Regions from separate parts of the Homo sapiens genome. Here region 2 is linked to region 1. The links are chromatin contacts, found by Hi-C or POLR2A ChIA-PET in ENCODE. All regions are on one chromosome and are shown on one strand. Each heading gives the region's core, a stretch centred on a gene start or an enhancer-like site at or near the end of the contact. The rest is flanking DNA. Distances are from core to core; before and after follow the strand shown.

What was found. A loop is a pair of places that touch in the nucleus more often than their neighbours do. ChIA-PET counts read pairs that join two places held with the same protein, here RNA polymerase II (POLR2A).
Region 2: a map of uterus shows a loop between it and region 1 (1.9-fold over the local background). The contact joins two enhancer-like sites. A Hi-C loop is called at or near these places in 2 of 168 maps with a recorded cell type or tissue (prostate gland and uterus). POLR2A ChIA-PET finds 5 or more read pairs at or near these places in 1 of 52 experiments (activated CD4-positive, alpha-beta T cell).

What each region holds. Positions count from the first base shown.
Region 1 is chr11:45,160,289-45,163,574 of GRCh38, forward strand. All of the region lies in intron 1 of PRDM11 (PR/SET domain 11), which reads left to right. Among named protein-coding and RNA genes, the nearest start is that of PRDM11, 15 kb to the left of the region's middle. Within about 2 kb of position 1,588, at least 15 of the 41 ENCODE cell types and tissues checked have a DNase peak (open chromatin) inside an H3K27ac peak, as active enhancers do; they include uterus, where a contact is called at or near this core.
Region 2 is chr11:45,208,158-45,211,443 of GRCh38, forward strand. All of the region lies in intron 5 of PRDM11 (PR/SET domain 11), which reads left to right. Among named protein-coding and RNA genes, the nearest start is that of PRDM11, 63 kb to the left of the region's middle. RefSeq lists enhancers at 1,243-1,990, 1,991-2,738, 2,739-3,286. Within about 2 kb of position 1,819, at least 24 of the 41 ENCODE cell types and tissues checked have a DNase peak (open chromatin) inside an H3K27ac peak, as active enhancers do; they include uterus, where a contact is called at or near this core.

The sequences.
Region 1 (3,286 bases), core at 338-2,837:
CTACATTTCAATTATATAAGGAATATACAAATACATTTTTACTTTGAAAAAAAATCAAATATTAACAAATAAACTAAAGTCTTTCTTGATGATCACAACATTCCAGATTTCTCTGGAGCGTTGACTGTCATGGTCATGACTCTAGTATATATCCTTCTAGATCTTTTTCTATATGTCAACACACATAATTTATAGGAATACGTACCACTGCAGAGTGTGTGGGTGTGTGTGTATGTGTTTAAACAAATGGTTTCATGTAGTACAGATTATTCTGCAAATTGCTTTTCTCACTTAACATTGTATCTGGGAAATCTAGCCACACAGTAGGTTTTAGAAAGGATCGTCATTTAACCATCCCCCCACCACTGACATTTGGGTAAATTCTGATTTTATTCTAGTGCCTCCTTGCACATATCTAGAGCAGCTACTGCTGGGTCTGGGGAACCTTTTGCACTTTTTAAAGTTTATTGTACAATGTTTAAAATCTGTCTGTTGAGACTGCATAGAACCAAATGTTTCCCTGTGAGTCCTTCACTATTGCTGGTTCTCCATTTTAGAGCCAGAGAGAAAGTCAGCTCTCCTGGCCCCTGCTAGCCCTCAGAGAGTTGAAAACAGTGGCTGTGGCCCCTGGAGCCTTCTTTCCTTCACATACAGGGTTTTCTGCCCTCATTCAAAGGCATGGCTTTGTGTGACGTCTCTCTTGGGCAGCTGTTGTAGGAAGTGAGCTCTGGAGTCATAATGCCGCAGTTCAAATCCTGGCTCAGCCCCTTACCAACTGGGTACTCTGGGAATGCCACATAACCTCTCTGTGCCTTAGTTCTATCCTCTGTCCAATAGAGATAACAGCAGCACCTACATCCTGGCACTGCTGAGGACCGAGTGAGCTAACACATGTGAAGTGTTTACCATGTGCCATGCAGACACACAGTAAATGCCCAGTAATGTTACTTTCCCAGGGTGTCTTCTCTGAATGAGCCCTGGATCCCACCTCCATGGGCTGGGGGCCTGTGCTCCCAGAGGGCAGTCTGCGTGGCTCCGGACTTGGTGACGGCTTTGTCCCGCTGTCCGCTAACATCCTGGTGGAGGCTGCTGCCTGGGAATGCAGCGGGCAATCGGATTTCATCCTGGCTTGGCCCCGAAGGGTCTGGACCAGAGCCTACGGGGAGGGAAGAAGGTCACCCTGACCCCTTGCTTGGCACAGGTGGCCAGGAGCCTCATACCGTAACCCCATCCTTCAGGCAGGTTTCCCGGCTGTCAATGAGGTTCGTTGTGGCTGCGGATTTGATCTCCCTTGGCCTGCAGGGTGGGCAGGAGAAGAAAGCAGTCTGGGGCCAGCCTTTCCCCTGAGAGTCCCGGGACGGCTCTGGGCCACACTGGCTGATCCAGGTCAGGGTTGGCCTCGCAGCCCCGGGGGCAAATTGGTGCAGCTGATGATTTATTTAGTGCTGGAAAGCATGGTCTGTTTGCTGTTTTCCTCACACCCCCCTTTCAGGCTCCAAACCACACTGATGCTGCTGCCTAAGCAGCTCCTTGCAGCCACGCTGGAAAAACAGGCAGCCTGGCCAAGGTCATTTCACAGATGCAGACACTGAGGCTCCAGGAGGTCATGCGACTCTCCCAAAGCCACATAGGTCACCACCGGCAGGGCTGGGAATGGTAGCCAGGCCATCTGGTTCCCTGTCCGGTTCTTTTTCATGAGGCGACCTAATGTGACAGTCTTGGCAAAAGGTTCCTGGCCACACAGCTTGGCCTCCTGCCCTCTGGGCAGTGGCGTGTGTGTTCATTGAGCACAGAGGTTTGGGATTATTTCCTAAGAGGCGAGAAGCACCATGGGTTGCCCTGGGCCCTGCCCTTCCCCAGCACCAGCCCTGGACCCTCTGGGTACCTAGAGGGGGCAGGCAGCAGAGGGTGGCTGCTTCAGCTGAGGCCTGTCTACCCGTCTGGGGTGAGGTATCGCTCTCTACACCTGTCCTGTGGTGTGGGCAGGGGTTGCAGCAGCCCTGGGGGCTCCAGTGCTTCTCCCAGGGAGGCAGGTGAGCAGCCATCATTGGACCCATTTTTAGGCTGGAGAAAGTAAGGCTCAGAGAGGCCCAAAGGGCCTCTCTGAGCTAGTGGATGCAGAAGGAAACCTCAAACCCACCTTCTAATTCTAGATGTAGGCCCTCACAGAGCCTGCTGCTGGGTCACACCAAAGAAACTGACCTGGTCTAGTTTTAAGAACATAGTGTCAGAGGGACACAGGCTTTGGGTTCTGGCTCAGCAATAACCACTCATATTTACTGAGCACTTATGTGGCAGGCACTATCTGTGACATTTCACTTAATCTTCAGGGTAGCATCATGAGGTAGATACAGCCGAGGAAACTGAGGCACAGGGAAGTTAAGTGGCTTCCCAAGATCATATTGGAGGAAGCTGAGATTTGAATCATGGCAGTATAGCTTCAGAGGATGTATGGGAGCCACGATGCTATAAAGCCTCTGATGGTCGGGGGATCATTAAGGTGGCAGTGCGCCTTTCTCACTCCTGGCACCATGCCTGACACATGGCAGGTGCTTGGTAAATGTGTCGAATAAATAATCTCTGAATGAATGGAAAGCTTTGGGCAAGCAACTCCAGGCTCTCTGCATGTCGGTTTTCTCACCTTTCCTTCAGCACTGATGGGGAGGGTCCAGTGTGGTGATATTTGGAAGTGCTGAGCTCAGGGCTTGGGCCCTGGCAGTTGCAGTTACTCTGGGGAGACGGTGCCTGAACTGGGATGCTCTCAACTGTGTCCCAAGGAGTGGGTGGTACTGCTCCCAGCTGTCCACACTGGAGCTCAGCTGTGTGCCCCCGGGGAACAGAGGCAAATTCCCTCTCCATGGGTAGCTGTGTGTGTCACCTGTGGCTGGTCTTGGTCTTCCTCCGGGCAAAACCAGGGGAGCCAGAGGGTCTGAAGACAGGCACTGGGCCAGCATGCGTGCTGACCCTTCAAGTTCCTATGGATCACTCCCAGCCTACTGGGTGATTTAAATGCACACATTTTTCATTTCGATTTCATTTCTTTTCAATAACGAGCCCATCTTTAACCAAGGTCTTGGACAAGGTCCCACAGGCATGGAGCGGGATTCCAGTGTGCCTCACCTACTGCCTTCTGAGGAGCCCTCCTCTGCTGCTCAGGTGGCCCCTGTGTGTCCCAAAGGTGGGAGCAGGTGCTTGAGGATGGGGGGGGGTACCCGGTGGTCCCAGGAAGTAACTCCCACCTCAGCTGCTCCTGATCGTAGGGAATTCCCCCACCTCCACTCAGATT
Region 2 (3,286 bases), core at 569-3,068, 48 kb after region 1:
AAAGTCACAGCAGCCCACCCCCGAAGAAAGCACTCCCATGGGAAGGAAACCTGTTTGCCTGCACATATGCAAAGGTGGGGGCTTGGAGAACTGACCGGGACGGGGAAGGGGAAGAGAGCCACTAGGCAGAATAAGCTTTCTGTGGCCACACCCTAATCATGGCATTGTCACTGCTACACCCAACGGTAGCCAGTGTAAATAGTTTCCCTGGTTACGTATTCTTCCGAGCCATTCATTCAGCTGTAGGGCTGTAGGTAAATATCGCTTTATAGAGGCAATGGGCTAATCCTAATTTCAATAAGATCCTTTACTGCTATCTTTAAGAGATTTTAAGCCCCTTACATCATGATGTGTTTCCCTCCTTAGTAATAAACCCGAAGAGTTGTGGTTGTTATTCTGGACAGGGAGAATAAGGTGTGAAAGGTTGAACATGAACTGCCCTAGCTCTCACCGCTAGTAAGAGCTAAAGCAGGCCCTGAAACCAAGGCCTTCGACTCTGAGTTCAGTGCTCCCTCCCATGTAACGCCGTCTCTTCTTTCCACCCTCCCCTCCGAGGAGTAGTGGAAGGGACCTCTCAGTAGGAGGAGGGTGTGGTGGGGGCCAGGTTGCCCCAGGTGCCTCCTGGCTCCCCAGCTGGGGGCCAGCAATTAGGAAGGAGAACCACCTGCATTGACGGTCATTTACCCAATTGTGCTTTGTGGGATATTCAACCCAAGGAATGTGGCACACCTGGCTGAGCGTAAGAGGAAGCCCAAGTTCTCCAAGGAGGAGCTGGACATTCTTGTCACAGAGGTGACCCACCATGAAGCAGTGCTCTTTGGGAGGGAGACCATGCGGCTGTCCCATGCTGACAGGGACAAGATTTGGGAAGGCATAGCCCGGAAAATCACCTCCGTCAGCCAGGTGCCCCGCTCCGTCAAGGACATTAAGCACAGATGGGATGACATGAAACGGAGGACCAAGGACAAGCTGGCCTTCATGCAGCAGTCCCTGTCGGGCCCTGGGGCCGGGGGCCGGGCCCCCACCATCGTGCTCACGGCCCACGAGAGGGCCATCAAGTCGGCGCTGCTCACGGCCCGTGCAGGGCGCGGCTTCCCCAGGGCGGAACTGGATGGCACCGACAGCCCTTCGACCAGCTGTGAGTATCACCAGTCCCCCCCGCCACCCAGCCGGCTGCCTGCCCCCCAGCTTACAGTCCACAGTCTCCCACCGACTTTCCCTCTGGTTCTCTCCTGTCCCTCTCTGTCCAGCCCACTCTTTCCATCCTCCCCTCCTTCTCCCACTCTTCTCCTCTCCATCCCTTTTTGCATTCATTCTCGAATATTTACTGAGCATCTCCGTGCCAGAGCCGTGCTAGGAGCTGGGAAGACAGCTGTGTGTAAACCCCACGCAGGCCCTGCTCTTGGGGAGACCCTGGACTCCTAGGAATAAACCAACGTTAAATAATTGCACGAGTAAACTGGAAACGAAGGGATGGAGGACACAGGAGTCCAGGAGGTCCCGAGAGCAGGGCTGACTTCATGAGCATGCAACCTGAACAGTCACAGGGGCCGCGGGGTTTCAGGCTCTGCTGTCGCCATCTGGACATTCTTCATAGTTTTTGAGCCAGGGGCCCCACGTTTTCATTTTGCATTTGACCCTGCAGGTTATGTAGCAGCTCTGTCTGAGAGTTAAGGAGTGGGTAAAACTGGCTCCACTGGGGACTGGGGAGGGCTCCCTGAAGAAGTCCAGCGGACTAGGATGTGAAGAGTAAGAGTTAACCAGGCCAGGCAGCAGCGTGGGGCGCGGAGAAGGGGAGGGGAGGCGCGCAGGCAGAGAACAGCATGTACGAGGCCCCGCATCAGGAAGGCGCTTGGCACGTTCCAGGAACAGTGAGAAGCCAGGAAAGCCCAAGTGTAGCAGCGCGGGGGAGGGGGCTGGAGACGAGGCGGCCAAGCTGTGAAGGCCCGGGCCGGGCCATGGAAAGATCAGTTCCTTTCTGTGTCTGGTCCTGACTGCTTTGTTCCTCTATTATTACTCCCCTGCCTGAGCCACGCTGCCTGCCCCCACTTTTCTGTGTGCTGCCTCTCAGCTCCCTCTCCATCCTCCTGGCTGCTCCGCCACCCGCTCCCCACCCCTCTTCTCCCTCTGTACTTGTCCCTGCCTTTCCTCTCTACTTCCTGTGTCTCACATGCACTTTGAAGCCAGGGCCCCAGCGGCCGAGGCGGGTGTCCCTTGGGGCTGGAGTTCTAGTTGGGGCTCAGCAGAAGGGGGAGCACTAAAGGCCTCCGCAGGGACTGCAACCCTTCCTTTCCACTTCTGCACATCTCCCCCGTGCCCCGCCAGCTGCAGTCCCCACTAGAGGCCGTCTGCCTGACCGGCTCGTGAGTGGTGGGAGCCAGGCAGGAGGGGCCCCAGGGAAGCAGCCGTGGCTCAGCCCATGGGAAGGTGCTTTGCAAAGACTCACTTGCACCTTCCCTTCCCGGGCCCCCTGCCATTGTGATCCACTTGCTTCCTGTTTGGCTGGGGCTCCTGACAGGTGGCAGTTCACAGAGTCAGATGTTTAGGACTGGAAAAGAACATGGAGACCATTTAGTTCAACTTCCTTGCAATGCAGAAAGTAAGCTCTGAAAACCAAGGTGGCCCTGAGCTCAATTCAGAAGCAGGACTTGAACCCGGGTCTGCTGGCTTCCTGTGAATCAGTGTTTTCCTAAGTCTTAAGAGGATTCCACCCCGTGATAAGAAAAAATGGGGGGGTCAGCATCCAGTAAAGCCTGTTCCCTGCATCCTGCTCCGCTCACCCCTCCATCTCCCTGAGACTGAATGTAATGAGGCCACCAAAGGTAACCTGGGCTGGCAGGGAGCCCGAGTGTGCCATCAGGCAGAGCCCGCTCACCCCCATGGCAGGCTCACAGCCCTCCTTTTCCTGGCAGTGGCCAGCTGCGGCAGCACTCGGCCAGGGGCTTGGCAGAACGGGGACCTGGGAGGGAAGGAGCAGCATCACCTCGCCGGGTCTCACTCCTTCCAACACTGGCCATGCTAGACAGGTCTCTGGGATCTCAGGGGATGGCTGCTGTCCCACCAAACACTGCCAAGAGACACAGGACTCTTACCAAGCTGGCCCAAGTGAGCCCCCAGGACCCCTGGGAGGCATGAGGTAACTGTAAGATAAACCTGTCTGTCCTCCCCATCACCTTCCTGGGGGGTGGTTCTGAGTTGAGTCCGCAGATCCAGGCAGGGAGGGCTTGCCTGTCAGTAGGGTCAGCCCATACATCATTTAATCCTGCCACAGGGATCAGCCCATACC